Regions from separate parts of the Homo sapiens genome. Here region 1 is linked to region 2. The links are chromatin loops, found by intact Hi-C in ENCODE. Cell type or tissue: gastrocnemius medialis. All regions are shown on one strand. Each heading gives the region's core, and the rest is flanking DNA. Links, peaks and the distances in the headings are about the cores only. Region 1 overlaps FSD2 (fibronectin type III and SPRY domain containing 2). Region 2 has its middle 14 kb from the start of RAMAC.

Region 1 (5,379 bases), core at 271-5,270, 210 kb before region 2:
TACTATATCACTATCCATGCTCTACATCCTGTGTACTTTGAAAAATGGCAGAAATGAAAACCTGTCACAGGAATTTCCTAACCCTGCTACCTACAGATATTTGAAGAGCTCTTTGTGTCAACAGGCTAGTCTAGGCTACTGGGATAAACACTTGGAATATGATCTAAACGTGTCAGAGGAAGCCTGCCTGTCTCTAGCCCATTTCACCTTAATTTAACTAAGCAGCTGCCAGAAGCTATGAGTCGTTTCTTCTACTTTCTATGCTACCACCAATAAAGTCTAATACTATGAGCCAAAAATGCAAGTCTGCTAGGAGACCTTATCCTAGGATACCTTACCTTCATTCTCCACTTGTAACGTGTGTGCACGTGTGTGCGTGCACGCACACACACACACACACACACCCTACATCTGTAAGAAACTGGCTTGGCTCTAGCACTTGGACTGTAGCTTTTGCCCTTCTTTTGTCATTCTTCTGTTTCCACCCCTCTTCTATTGTGTCTTCTTACCCCCTTTATTCTTCCCTCTACACGTGGACTTCTAGGCTTTCTTTATGCTCCCTTAGTTTTACTCTGCCCCTTGTTCTTGCCTTTCTAAAGAAGAGACTTTGCTCTTTAGTCTTACTTCAGGCAGAATCCCCAAATAAAGTATCTGCCTCAGTGTATAGTAATTCTTGGATTCCCCAAACTGGGTGTGAGGTTTAGTAGATTTCATTAGAGTCTTCATCTGTTATCGGAGGGGAAGTTGGTTTTCCCACTTATGCTTGGGCATGACACATAATGTGTAAATAACCATGATAGAGGATCATGGGCAGAGAGCATTGGATGAACATTAATAGGATTCATCAAATCAAGGAGGGTCAGAGGCCCCATTTTACAAGGTGTGATAGGAAAGCAGTGTGGGGTCTTGTTTTTCAGTTTTTGAGGTGAAGGAAGGTTGTAACCATGGCCTTCTAAGTCTGAAAGTGTATTCATTGGCCTGGGCTTCGTGAGACTTTTTTTCCCACTATATGGAACTACTCCATGTGTAAAGACAGAGTGCCCAGCAGCAGGAGCAAACCAGAATTAGCCATAACTACTAAGCCTCTTGCCCACATTTACTTAAAAAGATGGAACTGGGGCTTCAAAGCAAACTGTATTGGCTTAATACTAAAGGTGAACAGAAATGAAAAATCTATCACTTAAGTGGTTAGGAATGAAATCTTTGGAACCAGACTGCTTGAGTTTGAATCCAAGTTCCAAATCCATGTCGTTTGGATTATCTAATTGCTGTGAGGTGTGGTCTTCTTATTTTTATTCTTTTATTTTATTTTATTTTTTTATTTTATTATTTTTTTTTTTTTAGAGACGGGGTCTTGCTATGTTGCCCAAGCTGGCTTTGAAGTCCAGGGCTCAAACAATACTCCTACCTCACTCTCCTGAGTAGCTGGGACTACAGGTGCACACCACTGCACCCAGCATTCTGATTTTTCAAATGAGATAACACAATTGTGAGAAGTAAATGAGATAATGCATGTAAGAGTACTTGGCACATAATTCTCCATAAATTTTAGCTATTTTTAGTTGAAGAAAAGCTGCTCTTTCTCCTCTTACTTGGACTTTAGGGAAAGTGGCTGGCAGCAACTCCTGAAATATCTTAAAATATTTGTAAAATATAACGTGTGTCTTAATTATTGCTAGTGAAAAGGTCTTGCTGTAATCTTTCAAAAGCAAATTTTAATTGTGAGTATCCAGATTTTACTTTACCTTGATGATGCAAATGTGTGCCTCATGCACCAGGAGAGGCAATTTGCTCCCAGATCCTCCTGTTTACGGACATCTGCAAAGGCCACACCAACTCTGTAGTCCAAATGCTCATCCACCTCCACCTCCCAGTAATGGTGCCCTCGGACTGGAATTAGATTTCCCATGACAGCAACACACCTGGTTTTAGAAAGTGGAAGCATGTGTGATCTGGGGTGCCCCAAGCCTGGCTGTGCAGGTCAGTGATGCCAGTTGCTGGGATCAGTCAGTCGGTGGTCTACGAACGTGGTGGTAGGTGCTTCTGGACACTTAACTTGTAAAGTACCCTTAGCTCTCAAAGCTCAGTGGGCTGATACTGAAGATTTGAGATTATGTTACTGCTTGGTAATGGGAGAGGAGGAGGCACTAAACCAACAGAACAAGTTTTGTTTGCTCTTTAAAATGGTTGGGGCTTTCATAGAAAAAGGTTTGGTTCACTTGTTCATAAAAAAAGAAAAGGGTTGAAAATACACAACACAGCACGGTTAAGGGAACCATAAGCTTGAAGTTCACCACCATTGCTTATGGTACTAAATGAACATGGAAGGCCTTTGAGGTAGCCATCATGTTAGGGATGACTCCTGGTGGAATTCAGAGGCCAGCCCAAGGAGAACAAGATAGCAGATTCCTCACAGATCATTAAAATCTACCTCCACTGTTGCACTGGGAACAATTATACTGACAAAGATTAGAGTTATGTTTTGTTCTACATCAGCAAAGTATCAACAGAGGAAGGTTTTCAGTGAAAATCAAATTATACTGGTATCTCCAAAGTGAATATTCTACCTTCTTCAGGAGACTCCTACATTAACCAAAATATATATAGACCTCAACATCCCTAGAAAGATTTGTTCAGTTTAAAATTTTCTCTCTACTTTCAAAACCCCAAGTTCTTACTGCTCAAGCAAAGCTTTGGGAAGGAGGTTGCATGTTGGTTAACTTCTACCTCGGTTACCTCACCTATAAAATGAGGCCATCTCTGCTTCAAGCTCCAGACTCACATTTCCACTTGTTGTTTCAAATTCAGAATGTCCCAAATGGAAAAAGTCATATTCCCACCCCTCTTATCTACCAAAGTTTGGGGTGTAGTGGGGAGGGGTACATACTTCTCACATCTCCATTTTGGTTAATAGAGTCATTATCTACCCGGTAACCCCCTGGTGGAAAACTAAGATGGGAATAATGTAGTGGCTACAAGCTCACCTTCTAGTTTGATTCCTGCTTCAACCCTTAATAGCATTATACTCTTGGGCAAGTTACTTCTCTGTGTTTTAAGTATTCTCATCCGTCAACTGGGATTGGTAATAGTACAGGGCTGTTAGGATGATTGCATGAGATGAAATACATTTAGCACTTGGTAAGCACTCTATAAATATGGCAATATGATAGTCCCTGACTCATCTTCCTCTCTGTTGCCCTTTAAACAGGTGAGCACCTAGCCTTGTTGGTTTTATGTGCTCAACAGCAGTTGACTCCCCTGGCTCCTCTCACCCATGCTACTGCGTAGTCAAGCCCTCCATAGTCTCCTCTCTGGTCTCTGTTTCCCATCTGCCTTTGCCTTTCCCTCTCCCTCCCCAGCTCACGTTCTACCATGCACTGGAATCTTTCTGAAATGTAATCTGATCTTGTTCCCCTGCTTTAAATCCTCCAATAATTCTCACCACATAGAGGATAAAATCCTAACTTTTTGTGTGTATACTGGACTTTCTCCGACTTTCCTGCCTCATCTTCCACCTCTTCCCGTCATGGATCCTATACCGCAGACATACCAAATTCCTTATATTTCTCCAAACATGATCTTTCCGGCTTCTTTCATATGTACATGTACAAAGCAATTATCTGCCTTGAACTTTGGAACAGACTCACTCCATGGCCAGTTTTCCATCAGGAGTTTTGCTGTAAGGTACCACAGTGCAGGAGAGAGAGCACTGGGCTAACTGGTGGGAGACCTGGGTCCTTGTTTCTGTTCTCCCACTAGCCCACAGCATGACCCCTGTGAAGCAGGAGAACAGGGTCTGGGGGCAGGGAACCTAAGGACTTCCTAGAACTAAATTAAACGGAAAAACCCCAACCTTCTAAGTCCAAGTAAATAGCTTTGTATTTCAGCATGGCAGGAAACATCCTCTTCATTTGCATAGGGTGTACACCCAGTAAATGACTTTGTAACTTCACTTTAGCCACTTCATATACATAGGGTGTACACCAAGTAACCAGTGGGAACCTCTAGAGGATATTTAAACCCCAGAAAATTCTGTAACCCGGCCCTTAAGCCGCTTGCTTGGCCCACTCCCACCCTGTGGAGTGTGCTTTCGTTTTCAATAAATCTCTGCTCTTGTTGCTTCATTCTTTACTTGCTTTTTTTTTTTTTTTTTTTTGAGAAGGAGTCTCACTCTGTTGCCCAGGCTAGAGTGTAGTGGCGCCATCTCCGCCCCGCGGGTTCAAGCAATTCTTCTGCCTCAGCCTCCCGAGTAGCTGGGATTACAGGCACCCGCAACAGGCCCGGCTAATTTTTATATTTTTAGTAGAGATGGGGTTTCAGCATGTTGACCAAGCTGGTCTCAAACTCCTGACCTCAGGTGATCTGCCTGCCTCGGCTTCCCAAAGTGCTGTGATTACAGGCATGAGCCACCGTGCCTGGCCTCTTTCCTTGCTTTGTTTGTGCATTTTGTCCAATTCTTTGTTCAGAACGCCAAGAACTTGGACACCCTCCACTAGTAATTCCTGTCCCACCCTCATGACCTCTGGCTGCTCCAGCTCTGGCAGCCTAGGACCCAGGGACCATGCCCTCCCAGGGGACCGCGCCCTCTCCTGACCTCACCGTCCCAGGGGGCTCTTCTGCCTGCACCTGCCTGACCCCTCTTGCCCACACTCCTCTGGGTCCCCTCCCCATTAGGCTCCTCCCTCCTCACTCATTTGTAGGATTCCTTTTCCCTCGAGGCTGCCTCCGTGCCATATTCGGATTTGACCTGAATAACAGTGCACCTTCGGGAAGTTCACAGAACGCCCTTGTGAGCGGTTGACAAAGTACCTGGTGAAGTGAGTGTCGCTGGGTGACAGCTCCCTGGCGGGGGTTCTCCTTTCACTTCGTACAGCCGTAAGTCCGTCTTCAGAAATGGTCAGCCAGGGATGGCAAGTGTCCTTGTTTAGGCGAAAGTAGCTTCCTGTGGGAGGAGGAACACACAGAAGACCCGCAGCCAATCACTTGCTTTCTCCATGTGGGCGGTGGTCACCGGTTTAGCTTCGTGTGGGATACACCTAAGCCTGGACCTGGCCTAGTAATAGGCGTCCAGTTAACAAGGATGGCAATTGACACTCATCGGGCAGTCTTGTGTGCCTAGTATCCCCTTCAATCCTCACGACGACCCTTAGAAACAGGTGTCACTATTTCCATTTTGTAGATGAGGAAACAGAGGCACAAGGTGGTTAAGAAATCAGCTGGCAAATGATAGAACTTAAACTTGAACCCCAAGCCCCTCTGATTCCAGAGGCTGTGCTCTTTACCTCTAGCTGTAATGCCTGTGTATGGATAAGAATTTCTAACCTATTTGCCAAGGGAAATAGGAATTGAAGGACTTCTTAATGATCCATTTGACTTGCA
Region 2 (5,379 bases), core at 267-5,266:
TTCTGCAGTAAGGTCTTGAAGCAACGCTGTACACAGATAAACCCTCATAAAGATGCTTACCTAACCTCCCCAGTGGTCATGAATCTTGGAAGAAAGTCTGAAGACATGACTAGCTGCACGTCTTTACCCTAAAAGCTTGCTATTTATAAAGGGCGGATGCGGGGATCTACGATTCTTATGGCTGCCTAGACATCACTTCTGTTCATAAGTCCCTATGAAATGTTTCCCTCTGAGAAGCTGGGTTTGTCAGCCTCTTTCTTCGTCCTCTAAGCTCCCTCAGCCTTTGTGGGTAGGTTCACATACACCTACTGACCAAGGAACACTCCTCATTCACTTCTGCATTTTAGAGATCCAGGAACTAAAGCTACAATAAATGTTTACTTAAAGAGACGAAGAGACATCTAAGTGCATACAGTAAATGAGATAGGTAAGACATGGAGCCAGACGTTTTATTTGAAAATTATCTTTATGAAATTGAAACCATAGTAATAAACTTAGGGAAGATGCAGGGATAGAAAGAGAACAGTAACTGAAAGTTAACACTTTAGAAATTCCAACAATTACTGGATAGTAAAAATAAAAATAAAAAACTCTATAAATGAAATAGAGGAAAATTAACTTAAATAGAACCTTTGTATCCTCAACAACTACAGAAGATGCCTGCCACACCCATGGAATAAATGTTTGTTTAACTGAAACGAACACAACAGCTGGATGAAAAGAGACCTAGGATATCTGATGGCGGTGAAAGAGGATTATCATGTGGAAAATAACTCATGCCTAAACACTGTGAGGATCATACATGGTAAGTGAGGGGCAAAGGCTCCATCCAGCTTATAGGTGGTAGCTGAAGCCATAGGAATAGATACAATTGCACATGCAGAGTATGCAGAATGAGAAGAATTTTGAGCAAGACCTCCTCAACCTGACCAGAAACTTTTCTTGCCTGAGGCAGGGGGAGGACAGAGCTGTCAGCAGGGCTTGGGGACTATTAGGAGTATCTAGATCAGCAGATAATTTGAGAGGGCCCAAGAGAAGGAGAGGCCTATGTTTTGGGGCCTGAGAGAGGTTTCTTATCGCCAGTGATTTTATCACCAGGGCTCTGAAAAATGGATAGGACACTTCCTTCCAAACAATGTAATCTTCCCTGAAAATGGACCTAATAACATGCCTCACATTACCATCAAGGCTAAATTGGACTCCACTGACTCATAATTCTTTTTTTATCTTTGGTTTTGATCCTTACTTCCCATACAACTCAGTAAATGACAGCACTGCTCTTCTTCTACTGAATAATCTATTTCAAGGATGGGCAGTGGAGACTCTATAGTTGTGTTTGCTATTATTACCTGTGCCATAGTAGAATCCTTTATAGCATTCATGTCGAATGTAAAGGAAAAGAGAACAAACAAAACGAAGTAGATTGATATCTTGCTAGGTAAATCCTCTGAGATAAAATTTCTTTCAAATGGAGTCAGCTGTGTAAGAAAAAAAATGGCCTCTTCTTGCCATGCTGTGTTTTGCATGGATGTTGTGGCTAAGAAACAGCCTTTGACTACAATAATATGTGGGTAAAAATATCTCCAGCTCCTGTTTGTCTAAAAATGGCCCAAGATAAATAAGCCTTATCGCTGGCAAAATTCAATTCCCTTTGGCAGATATTTGTTAATCACCAGCTGTGTTCCAGAGCCTGTGCTGAGGACACAGAGGTGAAAAGCCATAGTCCATGGCCCCTGGTAACTCCTGGATACCCAGACATAAGGAAGGGACTCCCTGAATTATTGATGGGAAGAAAACAGTCCATTCAAAGGGAAGATGTATTCCTCATTGTAAATTAATACACGGGCACCTGTTTACTGAGAACATCATGAGCTTGGTTAACGTAACCCAATTCTTGATAATGAGCAGCTCTGGATTTCTGGATGTTTTCAGCTAAAGATTGGGCTCTGGATCGTGCCATAGGTGCAGGTAAGTAAAATTATGGGGGGTAGGGAAGAGGAAGCTCATGTGCTCCTTCCTGTAGTCCTAACTTCCACAGGGCACTGGGGCATGGCTCGTTTCTAACATTGGTGATTCCTATCCTTTCTCAAGAATTCTGAATCAGGTGAGAGAGAGAGAGATAGCGAGAGAGAGAGCAAGAGAGACAGATACATACACACACACACACACACACAGACACAGAGAAAGATAAACAGAAGCTGTTGAGGAGGCAGAGCTGCTAAGGGTATCATTTTTTTTTCTACTTTGACACCATTTTCAAATAAATTTTAGTAATTGTGTCACTATCCAGCCTGGATGGATAGCCAGCTTCACTTTGACATTTCTCTTTAGATGCAACAACCTTACAGTGGAGAATTTATTTAAAATTTTAAATAGATTTTAGAGGATTCTTGGAAGCAAGAAACTATGGCTCTTGCCATTAATCTCTGACTGTGCTAAAATCAGTCCAGTTCTGGGCCAGTGCTTCAAAACCCTTCCTTTACTGTGCAAGGACAGAACAGAACTGATATGGGGGTGGGGGAGGGAACTAGCTATTTCTGCCACAGCCAATAGTAATATTATGACTGTCATCTTTCCAAGAGGTACATCAGGACACAGACTACTCAAAGGTAGATGTCTGGACACTAAGATTTTAATCATTAACTCCTGCCCTTAAGGTTTTCCAGGCCTAAATCTCCTCTTCTATTCTCTGTGCCATATTATCCTGGGGTTTCAACCAAGTGCTTCAAGGTTGTATATTCGAGCTAGCTTGCTAGCGTCCTCCCTTCCTTCTTTTGCTCTTAGGTATAATTTACCTACCATAAAATTCACCCATTGTAAGTGTACAATTCATGATTTGTAGCACATTTATGGAGTGTGCAGCCATCACCCCTATGTAGTTTCAGAATGTTTCCATTAGCCCAAAAAGATCCTTAATGCTCATTTGTAGTCAATCCCTATCCTACCCTAACCCAGGCAATCACAAATCTGCTTTATGTCTCTATCAGAGCTTCTTTTTTGAAGAAAATTTTGGCCTTAACCATCCAAGAACTCCTGCACCTCTACCTGAAGGTGGGGTGCCCTTCTGGCTAAGAATACAAATTATGTTCTTAAAGTTTTACAATAGAATGCAACTTTATGCTGGTGTGTCTGTTGCAGGCCATGGCCACGTCGGCCATGGAAAGCACCCGAGTGGAAATAAATAGAAAATTCTTCTCCTGCCTCAGCCTCCTGAGTAGCTGGATTACAGGCATGTGCCACCACACCTGGCTAATATTTTGTATTTTTAGTAGAGATGTGGTTTGTCCATGTTGGTCAGGCTGGTCTCCAACTCCTGACCTCAGGTGATCTGCCCACCTGGGCCTCCCAGGTGGAGGTTGCAGTGAGCTGAGATGGCGCCACTGCACTCCAGCCTAGGCAACGAGAGCAAAACTCTGCCTTAAAAAAAAAAGAAAGAAAGAAAATTCTTAGGCACTGCAGTAGAGGTACAAGAAAATGGAGATTGCCTCAAGTGCTGGCACAGCAGGAATTTCAAAGCCTCAGATATGGATAATAACCGCAGGTGACGTGGCCTTCTGAGTAACAAAATGCTTTATATGGAGGTAAAAGTTGTATCTGGGTGCTAAGCAGTGAGCCCACAGTTCTACATGCTTTGGATCTGGTGGACATCTTACTCTCTGTGAGTTCTCAAGAATCATTAAATTCGGAGTATACCTCCATGAGGTACAAAAGAGGCAGGCAACAGGGAGCCTCCCTGCCTCCTTGTCTCATTTATATCTTGCACTGCTCTACTCCAGCTTCAGGAATAAGTCAAAGTAAAAGGAACTATAAACTGTGTCCAGGTTGTCTCTTGAACCCTGACAGGCTCCAACTTCTGGCTACAGCAGTGTCTAATATGAAAGCAAACAGACCTTGCTTCAATCAAAACCACAAAACATCTGCATTCTAGTCTCTCACCACAGAGCAATCTTGACCACCCTGCCATCCAGCTCCTATGTCTCAGAAATATGCCTCAAATATGTTTTTCTGTAGGTTCCTGAGTTATCCCTTCCATGGGCAGGGCACAGGCTTTGAAAAAAGAACTGGCTTTAAATCTCATTTCTCCTGCTTGCTTATCATAACTGCCCGTCATCTGTAAGCCTGGATTGTAAGAGAGGGATAATATGTAGCCAGGTAGGTTGTTGTGAGAATGAGTAAATATAAATATAAAGCTCTGCCCAGTGCCTGGCATGTAGTAAATGCTCGGTATTTACTACATAATGGTAGCGCTAGTAGTCTTCATATTTTAACATGGTTGTTTTCATAGGACAATGACAAAATGTTTGTATTAGAACCTCTCCCTTCTCAAGCCAAGTTAGAGTGTTTTATTTTGGTTTGGAAAACAGTGCAACTGTTTGTTAATGCTTATCATCTAGGCTATAGAAAACACATCATAGTTCATAAAATCATTATAATCTCATTTTGGAATCAGGAAACTGAGGCTCAGAGAAGAATCTCAGCAAAGTCACTCAGGTCATCTGCATCCATCTAAAGCCAATGTCTGGCCAGGCATGGTGGCTCATGCCTGTAATTCCAGCACTTTGGGAGGCTGAGGTGGGCGGATCACATGAGGCCAGAAGTTCAAGACCAGCGTGGTCAACATGCTGAAACACTGTCTCTACTAAAAATACAAAAATTAGCCAGGCATGGTGGTGCACACCTGTAATCCCAGCTACTCGGGAGGCTGAGGCAGGAGAATCACTTGAGCCCAGGAGTCTGAGGCACGAGGGTCACTTGAACCCAGGATGCAGAGGTTGCAGTGCACAGAGATCGTGCCACTGCACTCCAGCCTGGGTGAAAAAATTAAGCCAATGTCCTTCCCACTTAAAAATACTAAAGATCAGCCAGCCGTGGTAGCTCACACCTGTAATCCCAGCACTTTGGGAGGCAGAGGCGGGTGGATCACCTGAGGTCAGGAGTTCGAGACCAGCATGACCAACATGGAGAAAACCCATCTCTACTAAAAATACAAAATTAGCCAGCCGTGGTGGCACGTGTCTGTAGTCCCAGCCACTCGGGAGGCTGAGGCAGGAGAACAGCTTGAACCCGGGAGGTGGAGGTTGCAGTGAGCCGAGATCGCGCCATTGCACTCCCGCCTGGGCAACAAGAGCAAAACTCTATCTCAAAAAAAAAAAAAAATACTAAAGGTCTCCATAGAGCAAAGGTTCTCCACTCACCTATGGGAGGGGCAGACTTCTACCTACCATGGTGAAAACAGAGTCAATACACGACAATGTCTAATTAGAATGAATATGCTCTAATCTGAGGAGAGAGACATATTTCCCTAGGTAAGGGTCACAGTTCATATTCCAAATATGACTGGGATGATATTGCACAGGGGCTCCCTGGGGGCACTTGGGA

Evidence for each region. Peaks named below come from ENCODE experiments on the same cell type or tissue, not always from the same donor. Only the 100,000 strongest peaks of a DNase experiment are listed, where the experiment ranks them.
Region 1: a loop joins it to region 2, with 3 times the contacts of the local background. A loop is called at or near these places in 18 of 110 quality-filtered maps.

The regions. Positions count from the first base shown.
Region 1 is chr15:82,760,357-82,765,735 of GRCh38, forward strand. FSD2 (fibronectin type III and SPRY domain containing 2) reads right to left here. Exons shown (of 13, transcript NM_001007122.4): 11 at 4,810-4,942; 12 at 1,746-1,922. Among named protein-coding and RNA genes, the nearest start is that of SNHG21, 12 kb to the left of the region's middle. RefSeq lists a silencer at 3,047-3,247. In gastrocnemius medialis, for the core only: no CTCF peak of the experiment used is centred there; DNase peaks (open chromatin) are centred at 3,245, 4,705 and 4,892; H3K27ac peaks cover 5,000 bases.
Region 2 is chr15:82,969,263-82,974,641 of GRCh38, forward strand. It overlaps a transcript of HOMER2 not described here. Among named protein-coding and RNA genes, the nearest start is that of RAMAC, 14 kb to the right of the region's middle. In gastrocnemius medialis, for the core only: no CTCF peak of the experiment used is centred there; no DNase peak of the experiment used is centred there; H3K27ac peaks cover 2,554 bases.